Regions from separate parts of the Homo sapiens genome. Here region 1 is linked to region 2. A link is a contact called in ENCODE Hi-C or POLR2A ChIA-PET data. All regions are on one chromosome and are shown on one strand. The core of a region is the stretch at or near the end of the contact, and the rest is flanking DNA. Distances in the headings are between cores, read along the strand shown.

Region 1 (7,927 bases), core at 4,628-7,127, 420 kb after region 2:
ATGTAGCAATAAATAAATTATGATCATTCACTTTAACCCACTAATTCTAGGAATCTAGAAAATAATCCGAAATATAATCCAATATTCATGAATAAAGATATCTAATACATATCATTGTTGATCATATTAAAAAAAAGAGAAAAAACATAGGGCAAGGTTAAGTAAATTGTACATATGATCTATTGTGTAACATTTAAATAATGTAAATAATGCTAAGGCCAGGCGGTGGCTCACGCCTGTAATCCCAGCACTTTGGGAGGCCAAGGTGGGTGGATCACCTAAGGTCGGGAGTTTGAGACCAGCCTGACCAACATGGAGAAACCCCATCTCTACTAAAAATACAAAATTAGCCGGGCATGGTGGTGCAAGGCCTGTAATCCCAGCTACTCAGGAGGCTGAGGCAGGAGAATCGCTTGAACCTGGGAGGTGGAGGTTGCAGTGAGCCAAGATCATGCCATTGCACTCCAGCCTGGGCAACAAGAGCAAAACTCCATCTCAAATAATAATAATACTTAAGAAGAGTCTTTAATATCATAAAAATGCTTTCGACTTTTTAAAAAGAAAGAAAAGAAAATGAGTCACCAAATTATGAATTGTAGATGATCTCTACCACATAATATACATACAAGTAGAGATGATTGGAAGTGTGTTTGCTAATGTTGTCAGCATTTTTAACTGGTGGTAAGATTGTTATATTCTTCTTTATAGTTTTCTGGGCTTTTCTAAGTTTTCTAGAACAGGATTGTGTTTTTAGATTTCTTATCATAAAAGTAATACATGCCCATTATTTTAAAAATTCAGACAATTCAAAAGGGCAGAAAGGTAAAGTGATAGTCAACCCAAGGCTACCATTATAGAGATAACCACTGTCAACATTTGAATGTTAACATTTAGAATTTAACATTAATATAAATGTGCATTTTTTAATGTTAGGATACTATATTATTTTATATTCTGATTTTTGTACCTGTTTTATAATCAAAAGAAAATACATCTTAATACAGATAATTGTAACTTTTCTGAAAACATCTCATTGCCTTTTATCCCTCCTGTCATATAAAGTTTGCAGAGATGTGTGTATATGCACGAAAAATGCAACCACAGGAACATACACACCATACTTCAAAATGTATTACACAGTATAACAACTCTGCCTCTAAGCAGTAATTCATATATTAGGAAAGTTGATATTTAGCAAATTAGAGAAAAAGCTTTCTGGTACTCCCTTTCCTCTTATGATAGCTGGCCTGCCGGAAAGGAATCCTTGAACCTGAGCTCCCAGCCAGGGCCCGTGAGGCCTGGTAAGCATAATGGTAACAGGCAGGGCTCTGAGCCAGCCTGCCTGAGTTGGAATCCTCCTTAACTGGTTCTCTGACCTTGGGCAAATGACTGTAAGCTTCCATTTCCTTATCTAAAAAACAGGTAATTCTACTAACAACCTCAAAAGGATGTTGTACAGATCGACTTGGGCAGTCTATATGATGAGCTTAGCATATTCAGTTAATATCTAGGTGGTAACAATGTCATTATTCTTTCTTTCCGGAAAAGGCTGTCACATTTGATTTGGCATGAACCCCACCCAGACAACCAGCATTTAGTCTTTGCACATATTCTGCATACCTTGTATTAAAATACTTGAATTTAGGAAAAAGAAAAAAAGATCAGCAGCCACTATACAGTATATAGTACTGTACCATAGTATACCATAACATCATAATAAATAATGTTCTACAGTCTATTTATATCCCATGATAAGTATTAACAAAGTTTGGAAATGGAAATAAAAGATTAGCATTTAGGTTTGTACACATTTTGTCAGGCATTAGATATAATAGCAGCAAGAACAGGAGGACAAGGGAAGAAATGAAGTGCGGCTCTGATGTTTGCATACTTTCCATATGCCAAGCAGCACGCTCAGGGCAGCTGCAGAACTGAGTCCTCCCTGTAAGCACTATTACCCCTGTTTTACAAATGAAGAAACTGGGGCTTAAAGAAATTAAGTAACTTGCTTAAGGACACACAAATGGTCAAATAGACTGAACTAAGATTTGAAGCCAGTGTGTTTGATTCCAAACCTCTGAGCTCAACCCTAAGGATAATCTCCCTAGCAATTCCATAAAGTAGGTATTACCTTCAACATGACCCAAGTTAATACCTCAGGGGGTTTCAATGTTGGAATTCTCAGTTCATTCCCTTGTACCCCACATATAATTATTTCCCTGCTCAGAAGCTGATTTCATTGCTACTCGTTAAAATTACCTGGACAGGATTTTTTAATATACCAATCCTTTCCACAGAGATTCTAATGTACTAAGTCTAGTGGCCAAGGGCCCATTGGGTGTAACGAGCCAGGATGAAGCAGCACTGGCCTCCATGGTGCTGAGGCACCCACTGCTTCCAAGGACACTCAAGTAGTTTCCCCAGCCCTTTGCCTCCCCAGGAATTCTTAGTCCATCCACCAGCACCTACAGCTCTGGTCTTAGGTCTGCCCTCGTTCTCACCCTCGCTGACTCTGCTCCGTCACCAGTGACCTTAAGTCACTTTCCTGAATGGTCCACCCACCCTCCTCCCCGTCCCAAAGCTTCCTAGAAGGCTTTAGTGAAAGCATGTTCCATTCCTTTGTTTCAGTGAGCTTGGGAAACCACTCCTTCAGTGATTTAAACAATGGAAAGGAAAACAAAAAAGAAAACAAAGGGACTTCCAAAAATCAAACACTTATTGTTCCTAGGAACCTACCCTATCAGTGAATTTTAAGAATAAATGAAGGAAAACTTAGATACCCCTGCCCCCCAAATGCCTGGCAGACATTTGTGCTGGCTTTTGAAGAGTGTGTTCTGGAGAGAGGGTCATTCTGTATCTTGGAGGTCGGCTGGCCCTGAGGAGCTGAGGCTTTTGTTTTCTAAAAGTTACATTACACTTGGTCTGTGGAAGACTTGTATTATGTGGGTCTTTTTGCTCAGAGTTCAGTTCCTTAAAATCTCAAGCACTTTAACTGCTGGAAGGGAAAACCTCACTGATTTGTTCACTGGTAAAACCACATTAAAATGTAGCCCCCAACTGATTATCTAGGGTTTTTGCTTAAAATTATGTGCCAGTTATTTATATTGACTACTCCCTTGTGTGTTCTATATTCACATATGGAATACAATTCTGAAAATACTAACTTCTTTTGACCTATTTAAGTCTTCAACTTCCCATTTTGGTTGTTTATCGACACCTCAAATAGCTCAGAGGCATCAATCAACGCAAAACTTTTACTACTTTTAACTGATAAACCCAGAGAAAAGGGCTTTTATTTGGGATGAATTGACAGTACTCTCTTCCTATCTCTGACAGTTGAATGTCAATGTGGCCACAAGGAAAGCTTTAAATAGTTCAACCTTCAGCTCTGTCTCTGATGGGAACCAGGAATAAGAACGATGATCTTGTCTGAACAATCTGAAACTGATTCCAGACTCTACAGAACATTTTTGTAGTCTTACATTCCAGAAGAATCTAAGACTTTAAGCAGAATATAAGAACTGAAACCATGGTATTGCTGTTCAGGCTCCTCTTAAAAGGGCTTTGGCTCAATTCATCTGCACCTCATTATTAATTTACCTTTTGCTGGAGCAGAGACCGAGAGAGAAATGCACAAGGACCAAATCTCCTCAGAGAGGACCTCCTGAGCCAAATGGATGGGCCTTCACCTGCTGTTTATGAAAAAGCAGTCTCAGACTAATCCAGAATTATGAGCAAATTATTCCAGCAACACAAGACTGCTTTTTTCCTAAAGTGGCCCTAAAAAGAATACGTAGAAAAATATGGGTCAAACAGGACTTCAGAAAGTTACTAAATGCAGCAAAAGCACTAAAAATTAGATAACTAGTCACTTAGGGGTAACTTACTGACTTGAAAACAATGTGACTGAAAATTCTGAAATCCTCAAACTTTTTAGCTATTAAAAATCACCTATAACATTATGTTTGAATTGTAATTCATTAACATCTTCTGGAGAAGACAGAATAAGACAAATGTGATATGCTAAGATTTACAGATAAAATGGAATAAATTGGAATCAGAATAAGCAAACCAAGAGGTAGACCAAGTCATTGTATCATTTAAATATACTTGTTTAAAACTCCTCCATGGATATAGATATATCTATCTGCACACAATTTTTTTCTGGGTTAGTAATATGAATAATGATTATGTTTAGTTTTTATGTTGTGCTCAGTTAAGCTTATTAATCATAAGCAAGTAACTAACATAACAAGTGTTACCTAGTCAGGGAGGGTATAAACCATTTTAATTTTTTCTATATTCTTTTTTATATTAACAAACCTAATACATCACTTAAAAATTAAATATCACCCATTCCATTTTTCCAAAAATTAAGGAAGAGTTCAAAACCATCTTACTAAAGTCAGAGCTAGTAGAAAAATATTGTGCAAGACATTTTCTAGAAATCCACATTTTTTCCCATTAGCATTTTTATTTCACTATCGATTAATGATGAGATTTAAATGAGTTTTGTCTGTTTTTGTCCTAGTTGAAAAAAAAGTTTTGAAATTACAAAGAAAAATAAAAAGCACCTCAAGACCCACCAGAATAGGAAGTTTTCTCAATGCTAAAAAGTTGTCATATGATCATATTTTAGTTAGAACTGTGGTTAGGGGGCATCCAGGCACGGTGGTTCATGCCTGTAGTCCTAGCACTTTGGGAGGCGAGGCAGGAGAATCAGGTGAGGTCAGGAGTTCCAGAGCAGCCTGGCCAACATGGCAAAACCCCCATCCTACTAAAAATATAAAAATTAGCTGGGCATGATGGCACACACTTGTAATCTCAGCTACTTGGGAGGCTGAGGCAGGAGAGTCCCTTGAACCCGGGAGGCAGAGGTTGCAGTGAGCCAACTTTGCACCACTGCACTCCAGCCTGGGCAACAGAGCAAGGCTCTGTCTCAAAAACAAAACAAAACAAAAAACCCCATAATCCAGAACTGTGGTTAGGGGGATGGAAATCTACAGTTTCATAAACTACTGAAAATTTTGAGTATGGTATACTGTTCCTCATAGATATGGGTACTTTTGCATTTTTTTGTTCCTCACAAGGTATTACTGTTTCATTTTTTTCTATTGTCTAACCCCCAAGACCCTTGACTGAAGACCCAGCCAGCAGTCTGCTGGGTTTGAATTCACCATTAGCACCTGGGGTAACCTCAGTCCACAGAATGTAAGGAGACAAGTGAGGCAATGTTTGTGGAGTCCAGCGGCTGAACCCGCTCTGCTACAGAAGAAATGCCCCAATTGTCTTTCCTAAGCAAAAATTGCCACGACTCCCCATAAACAATCAGTTGTCCATTGACTGTTATAAATAGACTTTAATACACAACCAGCTGTCTGAGGGAGAGTTTATAACTGTTGACCAAAGACACAGTAGGGAAGGGAAATGAGAGATTTCCACATAGCAGGAGAATGACTTGTCTGCAGTCTGCAGTGAATGAGGTTGCACACAGATCTCCCATTTAAAATATGTCAGCATGCCTTGGACTCGAGTGAAAATTATGGGGACAGCACAACGGGCTTCATGTGGGAGTCTATTTCAACAGATACTGTATTCTTCTCTCATGGGCACCCTTGAATTCAGGATTGTGAAATAAGTGGCAGTTACCAGCAGATGTCCTGTAAAGTGCTGGTCACAGGAGATATTTTCGATGATACAGTGGCAAGATGCACTAGTTTAACTGTGATAAGAACTAATCCCTTACCACATTTCTTCTCCATTTCCTGTTGTTTCCCTTTATCTTTTCCAGGATGACTCTCCTTCTTGCACAACCTCGTTGACAACCACTCTCTATGAAAGAGTGTTCCCGAGCATCTTATTTTAACCAGAACCAGTCCCTGGGGCGAGGTGGTATCTCAAAAATCTGATCAGGTGTGACAGAGAACAGGGCTCTGGGCAGCCAGCCATGGCCACAGGCCTCTCTGTACTGCAGCAGATCCACCCACGGCTGCTCTGAGTTCTGACCAGCCAGCCAGAGACAACTAGATGTGGTGGAGGTTGAAGGTGGATGCAGGTATTGTCACAAAGCTCAATAAGACTAAACAAGGAAGGATAACATGCGTGAGAGACACAAATGTGGGAATAAAGACAGCAGCACAAAAGAAAGGCACAGGGGAGCAGGGATCCATCAGGAAAGATTTAGCAGAATGTTTCTTCACTCAGTAAAATAAATAGAGATGAAGAAAAGAAAAGGTCATATTTTGATAGAAAATAGTACGTTTAGTGGCCAGGCACAATGTCTCATGCCTATAATCCCAGCACTTTGGGAGGCTGAGGCAGGAGGATCACCTAGCCAACATGGTAAAACTGCATCTCTACTAAAAATACAAAAATTAGCCAGGCATGGTGACACATGCTTGTAATACCAGCTACTCAGGAAGCTGAGGCAGGAGAATCACTTGAACCCGGGAGGCAGAGGTTGCAGTGAGCCGAGATCACACCACTGCACTCCAGCCTGGGGAACAGAGTGAGACTCTCTCAAAAAAAAAAAAAGAAAGAAAGAAAAGGGAAAGAGTATGTTTAGTGCATTTTAAAAATGTATTTTTTCCAAAACTGTGTGAAATATGATTTGGGACACTGAAAAATTTCAAATGCATTGCTAGTTTGATTCCCACACCTTAAGTTTTAAAGCTATGATAAATTTTCATTTTTTTTTTTTTTTTTGAGATGGAGTCTCACTCTGTCACCCGGGCTGGAATGCAATGGCGCAATCTCGGCTCACTGCGACCTCCGCCTCCCGGGTTCAAGTGATTCTCCTGCCTCAGCCTCCCAAGTAGCTGGGATTACAGGTTCACACCACCACGCCCAGCTAATTTTTTGTATTTTTAGTAGAGATGGGGTTTCACTATGTTGGCCAGACTGATCTCGAACTCCTGACCTCGTGATCTGCCCTCCTCGGCCTCCCAAAGTGCTGGGATTACAGGCGTGAGCTACCGCACCCAGCCTAAATTTTCTTTTAAAAATTTACTTCCAAGATAAAAATAAGCCTATCATGGTTGCGTTTGAACTATCCAGAGTTAACACGCATCCTATGATCTCAGTTTACCTTTAAATTAACATAAGTGAGAAAATTCATTATTCCAGTTCAAATTAGAGAATGTCTTTTTTTTCCTTCCAGCCAAGAGACATGCAATTTAATGCCAGGGCCTAGTTTTAAGAATTAGAATTCTTCTATTTTAAAGATGGAAAAATTGTAAACTGAGTAGGTAATGTTTCTCTAGAGATGTATATAGAAGCATTTGAGATTTCTCCTACTAGGAATCTGTAGATGGCTACTTTTTACCTCAATAAACCACTGTTCCTCGGTTTCCTCTTTCATAAGACAGCACCTTCCTGATAGTAAGAGCATAGAAGAATGCCTTGCACCAGACACTCAATAGTGTAACCTATTACAAATTAATTCACTTTAAAGCTTCCCATTGCTTTTTCCTTCCAGGATAACTTTTATTGAAATATAAATACATGCAGACATGCACGTAAGTATACGGTTTGATGAATTTTCACAAACTGAACACACCCTTGAGGCCTCTGCCCAGATTAAGGGTCAGAACATCCCCCACACTTAAGAGCTCCTTTTATACTTGCACCCCACACCCTACCGTCAGCTAACAGTAATGTTAATCTAACAACATTTGCTTTGCCATTTGTAAAACATTTATTGTGGTAAAATATATCTAAAACTTAGAATCTTTTTTTTTTTTTAGGCGGAGTTGCTCTCTTGCCAGGCTGGAGTACCATGGCATGATCTTGGCTCACTGCGACCTCCGCCTCCTGGGTTCAAGTGATTCTCCTGCCTCAGTCTCCCAAGTAGCTGGGACTACAGGCGTGCACCACCACGCCCAGCTAATTTTTGTATTTTTAGTAGAGACGGGGTTTCACCATGTTG
Region 2 (7,165 bases), core at 3,027-5,526:
CATTGGGGTTCTTCCACTTTGACCTCCTCTGTTACAACCATTTATGACCCCATTGCTTCCGCTTTCCCTCTAGGGCTCAAGTGTGGGCAAAATCAAAACCCCTTTCTTTTCCTTGTTTGTATTACCTCCCGTATCTCCCAAGATCCTCTACCCAATTAAGTCCTCTGGCCTCAAAACAAAGTAGTAAATTGATGAACTTTCTTATTTCATATTTCAGAAGAGGCAAAAGGGCCTCTTCTGAAAGCAATGGAATATAAAAATCAGCGTAATCAAGGAAAATATAAAACCCTGATTGACTGATTTATAAAACCCAGCTTTCTGATCTGATTTTGCCAGAATTATTAACAAGACACTCCATTTCTGTTTGACCCATATTTTTTCTCTGATCTGTGTCATCTCCAGGTAGTTTTCCAATACTTAGAAACTGATGTAGCTCTTCCCGGACATTTCTCAGTATTTTGCCCCATCTGAGGACTGGCACCCAATGCCTTAAAAACTAAACTTTTTCATGACTCAAACTCCCAGATATCGTAGAGTCTGCCCTTACTTCAAGGTCCATTTGGAGCAACAAGCCTAGTGCATAAATTACTTAAAGCATAGTGGTGGTTGACACCTTCCATTCCCAGTCATTACCTAGCTTTGTCAGTATGATACGGTAGCTACGGTGAAATGGTTCTGAAGCCAGTCACCCTGGGTTCAAGTCTTAGTTCTACCTTGGCTAGCTCTACAACTTTGGGCAAGTTAGTTAACCTCTCCCTGCCTCAGTCTTCTCATCAGTAAAATGAGGATAATAATAGTGCCTACCTTGTAAAATCCTACCTTGGAAGGTCATGATGAGTATCCATTGGGAAGATAAACAAAATAGAATTAGGAATCAAGACTTATTTGCCACTTAAAAAATATCATTAATTCTTTCCAAGCCTAGTTTATCAGTTCTGCCCACTTTGGAGTTAACACTGAATAGGTGAGGAGGCAGGTTACTTCTGATAATACTCAGTTGTGTAGGGAGAGGGCCTATCCCCAGAAGAAGTAGAGAATAATCTGAATACGAGGTGGGCAGCGTGATGAGCAGAGAACAGTCTGGTCACATCACTAGAGGTATCCTCTTCAGACATGGTAATAATGCTGTGGAAATGTTTCCCCTGCACTGTCTGGCTCACTGTCTAATCAAGTCTCCAAAGAATGGAAACTGAGTCAACTTTTCCTTGTTGTGTTGCTGTATCTTTTCCCCTCTCCAAAGAGAGGAAGCAAAGCCCTTTATCTACTTGGAAACTGTGTCTTAGGTACTTTACAGATTTTCTTTCTCTAAGGAGATCTGGTTATCATCCCCTTTCATCAAATTTATGATACTCCTCTGAACTCTCTCCAAGTACTGCATTTTCTTCCATGCTGTGGACCACAGCTGGATGGGATGCTCTCCCCAGGGTCTCACAGTGACCATGTTAAAAAGGCTGTTCCTGTCCCACGAAGCCTCCTTAGCATCCCATTTGGTGCCCAGTCTAACTGTAAGTATACATCACTCCTGAGTTTTTCTATCTTATTTTCTGATATTCAAGTACTTGTATATTAAATCATTTGAAAAATGTCTATCATGATTACAAAGCCTGTTTTGCTATTTCAGAAAAATTTATTGTGTTCCAGTGGACGTATCTGCTGTTGAAAACAGAATTCTCCACTCTGAGGATGAACCACAGGGGGTCATAAAAATTGCATTCTGCAGTGTTTTTTCTATTTTCTATTCATGCATGTCTTCCTGATTTAGAAATTATTCAAATTTCCCAAAGAGGAAATGATTTTAAATAAAATGGTTAAAATATTCTAATGTAGTCATATTTCTGTTAGGGTTGAATGAATGTTAAAAACAGGAGTTTCAAGCATCTAAAAGTGAAGGTATAGACAGAAAAACTAAAGTGTAAGAGGGAGAGGAAGGAAGCACTGTGATTTCTACTCAACACATGACCATTCAGGCTATTCAAGAAGTAATAGGGTTTTAGATGACCCATAAATATGAAAGATAGACTGATGGGGAAAAGGGCCCAAGGTATGGTAGTGGGATGCAGACATCTCTTTACCTAACCCTGTCTTTGCTGTTAGAGTGCCTTCTACCAGGGAAGGCTTCCTTTCTCCAGCAGTAAAGCTTCTTAACGAAAGCAGTTTGGATATGGAAACGTATGCCCATTTGCGATCTCAAAAAACAAAGTGGACATAAAACATACTATCAGTATTATTTTCCTACTACTTCAGCATGAAAAAAATTATTATTTTTGAAGTTTCACTGCTTCAGAATCAAAAGGGCTGAAAAACATAATTATTGACACATAAAAAAAGAAATTCCTAACAACCTGTCTTAATCAGGTTCTGCTAGCAGTTGTAACAAATAACCTCTAAATCTTGGGACTTTAGAAAAAGTTTCTTTCTTTCTCTCATCACAGGGCAGTGCAGGTCTCTGCTGTGGTGGGTGGGCAGGGCAGTTCTCCTCTACAGTCATTCAGGCTTCTTACACCTTGAGGTTCTGTCACCTTTCAGTACCCTGGAGTCCTCCTACTTCCCCTGCATCTGGCTGGCAGAGAGGAAGGGAGAGGGAGGGAGTGGAGGATTGGGCTTGGCAGCAGTGTCCATTGTTCCCACCAATATTCTTCTGGCCTAACTGCAAGAGAGACTGGGAAATATAATTTAGCTGTGTGCTCAGAAAGAACAGGATATAGGTTTGATAAGTATTCATCCAGTCTCTGTCATATAATCTAAATTAAAGATCACATATTAGCAGCAGGCAAGCTAAATGTTGTCCACAGATGCGTTTCCTTTTGGCCTGCATCAAGTGGTTTAAAAAGTCAATTTTGTTCAAAAACTTTAATATGGGAAGATTTCACACTTAAAAATAAAAAGAAAATCTAGTATTTTTGGTTCCTTTCAACAAATCAGAAAATCTTGTGGGCCTGCCTTTTCTTTTGTCATGAAATGGCTGAAATTAAGTAGCAGCTGCCCCTTAGCTTAGGTCTACAGTCTCCAGTTCACCCTTGTTGGGGCTCAGAAAATGATACCCCGAAATATGGTGCTCTGATATGCTGAACTAAAGTGTACTCATCTGATGGGTTCTTCCTGTTTGCTGCACAGGCAAAACCAATTCACTGAGACCATGGTATTGCAGTAAAGAAACAGTTTAATTAATGCAAGACTGGCCATGCAAGAGAACTGGAGTTATCACTGGAATCAGTCTCCCCAAAGGCTCAGAGATTAGGGTTTTTATGGTCAATTTGGTGGGCAGGCGACTAGGGAATGGGTGCTGCTGACTGATTGAGGATGTAATCATAAGCATGTGGAAAATGATCCTGTGCATTGAGTCTGCCTCTGGGTGGGTGCAGGGGTTATGGGACCAGTTGAACGATGAGTCATGAGTCTTGGTGGGGTCAGTCAATTGCCGGAATGCAACAGTCTATAAAACATCTCAAAAGACCAATCTTAGGTTCTATAATAGTGACCTATAGGAGCAATTGGGAAAGCCACAAATCTTGTGACCTCTGGCCATCTGACTCCTGAATAGTAAGCGATTATAGAAACTATGCATACATTTTAGCAGAATTTGGGCCCCTCCCATAATAGTAATCTTGTAGCCTTTCATCAGTTTTACAAAGGCAGTGTCAGCCCCCAAACAAGGAGGACGCAGTTTAAGAGAGGGAGTATTATCATCCTTGCTTCAAAGTTAAACCATCAACTAAATTTCTCCCATGGTTAGCTTGGCCTATGCCCAGGAATGAGTGAAGACAGCCAGCCTGGGAGGCTAGATTGGGCCAACCATGCTGGACTTCTCTCACTGTCATAATCTTTGCAAAGGTGATTTCAAAAGTCATAGCCTCAAGGTCTCTATGATCCTCTTCCTCCCCCTCAACCCTGCCCTGTCTCTCAGCCTTATGTCTCTCCCAAAGCACAGGATGAGGCTTTACTCTGATATTCCCTTATCTACTTTAAGACCAGACTTGCCAAAGGAAACACAGTTGCCTTCCATCCCCTCCCTAAAATCCAGAAAATAAGATTGAGAAATGCAATCACACTTGGAAAGACTTTTTCACAAGATAATGTCTGCGCCTCTGGCTCATTCAAATTATGAAGAGAATAATTTACAAGTTAATTTCTGTCTCCCATACTGCCCTTCAAAAAATCATTTACTACTCCTTAAAATTGTTACACCCCATCTCTGCTTCCCTTAGGAAGAAGGGCATATAAGCATCTAGACCTCACTGGGTTATTGAGCAATCATTCTGCGGTTTCCATGTGCTATGCATGTTAAATAAGCAGCATGCCTTTTCTCTTACTAATCTGTTTATTGTCAGTTCATTTTCAGCAAACCTTCAGAGGGTAGAAGGGAAGCTTTCACCTGGCCCTTACACCCTGAAGCCTGTTTCAGTCACTCATTTGCCTGGCCTTTGGAGATGCTTACACTTGCATTCTCTGGTCTGCATGATGATTTATTCTTTTTTTTTTTTTTTTTTGAGACAGAGTCTTGCTCTGTCTAACAGGCTGGAGTGCAGTGGCACGATCTCGGCTCATTGCAACCTCCGCCTCCCAGATTCAAGTGATTCTCCTGCCTCAGCCTCCTGAGTAGCTGGGACTACAGGCGCCCGCCACCACGCCAGGCTGATTTTTGGTATTTTTAATAGAGACAGGGTTTCTCCGTGTTAGCCAGGATGGTCTCTATCTCCTGACCTCGTGATCCGCCCCCCTTGGCCTCCCAAAGTGCTGGGATTACAGGCGTTATTCTTTTTTATAGTCTAGATCTTGTCATTAATATGTCAATACCAACAATTGACTGCTATGGATTGATTCAGTGTGTATTTGTTAGATTATGTTTTAGATCATAGTGAAAACCACTTGCCAACCCTGAAACTCTCTTTTTCTGTAGAAGTAATGGCTAATGTCCAATTATGAATGAATTGAGATGTTTTACTTTTAGCCTAATTGTATGCTTAGTCATAATTTATATTCTGAACTAAAATGGTAATCTATCAGAAATACTGTTGAATGTGAAAATTTTTCTTTTTTTTTCCTAGGATTAATAATGTTTGCTGGGCTTGTAATTTTAAGATCCTTTTTATGGACAAAGATCTTAAGCAAACAGGATGATCCTTAGGTTGACAGCAGAACAGTTAATGGAGACGTACTCTACTACTTTGTTGTTGACCACTGGCTATTTGGGGAACAGTGTCAGGTGGATTTGGCATGGCTATTAAAATAATCAACTTAAATAAAAAATACATCCCAATATAATTCCCTTGTAGTTCTTTTAGTTGGATTTGAAACTGTTCCACAACTGAAATTTGGAAAATCAAGTTATATTGAAGGTGGAGGGAGGAATGGTTGGCTGAATTTAAATGACAGATTTAATTGTTTTGTTTTGTTGGAGAATACTGTCTATAAATGTCTAAGAATTTGGTGTTAGAAGTTTGTACACTATTCTAAAAAGAAGGAAATAGAGGATCAAACTTACAGTTAACAAACTATTTGCAAAGAAAATATCTCTTAACACCCTAGAAAGGCAAAGAAAATTAATGTGAACACACCTAAGGGCAATTAACACTTATAAAATGAAAGTACATTATATTGACAGCTTTATCTTTTTTGTTTGCTTTTTTTAAAAAATGAACAGAGCTTGAAGTGTTAATTTTAAAAATCAGGGCTGGGCACAGTGGTTCATGCCTGTAATCCCAGCACTTTGGGAGGTCGAGGCGGGTGGATCACGAGGTCAGGAGATCTGAGACCATCCTGGCTAACACGGTGAAACCCCACCTCTACTAAAAATACAAAAAATTAGCTGGGGGTGGTGGTGGGCGCCTGTAGTCCCAGCTACTCGGGAGGCTGAGGCAGGAGAATGGCGCGAACCCGGGAGGTGGAGGTTGTAGTGAGCCGAGATCGTGCCACTGCACTCCAGCCTGGGTGACAGAGCGAGACTCCATCTCAAAAATAAATAAATAAATAAATAAATAAAAAAAATAATAAAAATCACCTGAGGGTATTTTAATGTTTCTGGTAAAATTACTGATGCTCATGATGGCAGCCTTTCTGGCACTTTTCAGTTTACATGTTTGGATTTGTAGTCATGCCTTGCTTAACTATGGGGATACGCTCTAAGAAATGCATCATTAGGCGATTTTGTCGTTGTGTGAACCTCATACAGTGTACTTATACAAACCTAGATGGTATAGCCTACTATACATCAATATCAAAGCTATATGGTATTGTGTATTGCTCCTAGACTACAAACCTGCACAGCATTTTACTGTACTGAAAACTGTTGGTCATTGAAACATAACAGTACCCAAATGGCATTTGTGTATCTGAACATATATAAACATAGAAAAGGTAAAAATACAGTGTTATTATCTTATGGGGTCACCGTCATATCTGTGGGGTCACCGTCATATTATATGGGGTCACGGTCTGTCAGTGACCAAAATGTCATTATGCAGTGCATAACTATACATACAAGTGACATAAATTCTGTGGAGAGAAGTTTTAAGCACATTTGTGAAACAAGCTACAGAAGAACTTTTGTTTTACATTTTTATTGTGTATTTGGATGAGGGGAATAAACTGCTGACATAATTTGCTGATGATTCAGAATTGGCTATCAGCAGAATTATAATCCTGGCGAAGATGGAGGAAAAAATATAGAGAGACCTCCTGTGACAAAAAATGAGTGGAAAATTGTCACAAAATCACTTTTGGTGGTGAGGGGTAAGGGGATTGCCCCTGGGGAAAAATAAGTCATTGGATCATGCGGGTTGAGAGAGGCCGAATGAAGAGCACCTGAATGCTCTTGGCTGTCTTACCCAGCCCCAAATCCTCACTCAACACCCAGAAATGGGAATTATCTCCTTGCCAAGATGGGGAAACTGAGTCTCAGATGGATCGACAAACTTGGCAAGGTCTATAAGCAAAATAATAGAGGATGTAGGAATTCAAACTCATGGCTTCCAGGCACCAAAGTCCTCACTGAGAAAAACAGGGTGAACATAGAAAAATGACACTCTGAGAGAGAGACCCATTGAAAAGAAGTGGACAGTGAGCTTGGGTTTTAAATGTGATTCACTGACCAGCTGACTGAGAGGAAGTTTCAAAAGGTCTGTAGCACAGTGGGCTGAGGGACACTGCAATTCTTCTCCCTTCAACT

Evidence for each region. Hi-C counts contacts between places; a loop is a spot of excess contacts on that map. ChIA-PET counts read pairs that join two places held with the same protein, here RNA polymerase II (POLR2A).
Region 1: a map of PC-9 shows a loop between it and region 2 (13-fold over the local background). The contact joins two enhancer-like sites. A Hi-C loop is called at or near these places in 1 of 168 maps with a recorded cell type or tissue (PC-9). POLR2A ChIA-PET finds 5 or more read pairs at or near these places in 2 of 52 experiments (A673 and Panc1).

What each region holds. Positions count from the first base shown.
Region 1 is chr5:56,758,379-56,766,305 of GRCh38, forward strand. No RefSeq gene overlaps it. Among named protein-coding and RNA genes, the nearest start is that of MAP3K1, 53 kb to the right of the region's middle. Within about 2 kb of position 5,878, at least 7 of the 41 ENCODE cell types and tissues checked have a DNase peak (open chromatin) inside an H3K27ac peak, as active enhancers do; they include PC-9, where a contact is called at or near this core.
Region 2 is chr5:56,343,060-56,350,224 of GRCh38, forward strand. All of the region lies in intron 2 of LOC105378977 (a long non-coding RNA gene), which reads left to right. Among named protein-coding and RNA genes, the nearest start is that of ANKRD55, 110 kb to the left of the region's middle. RefSeq lists an enhancer at 7,157-7,165. Within about 2 kb of position 4,277, at least 2 of the 41 ENCODE cell types and tissues checked have a DNase peak (open chromatin) inside an H3K27ac peak, as active enhancers do; they include PC-9, where a contact is called at or near this core.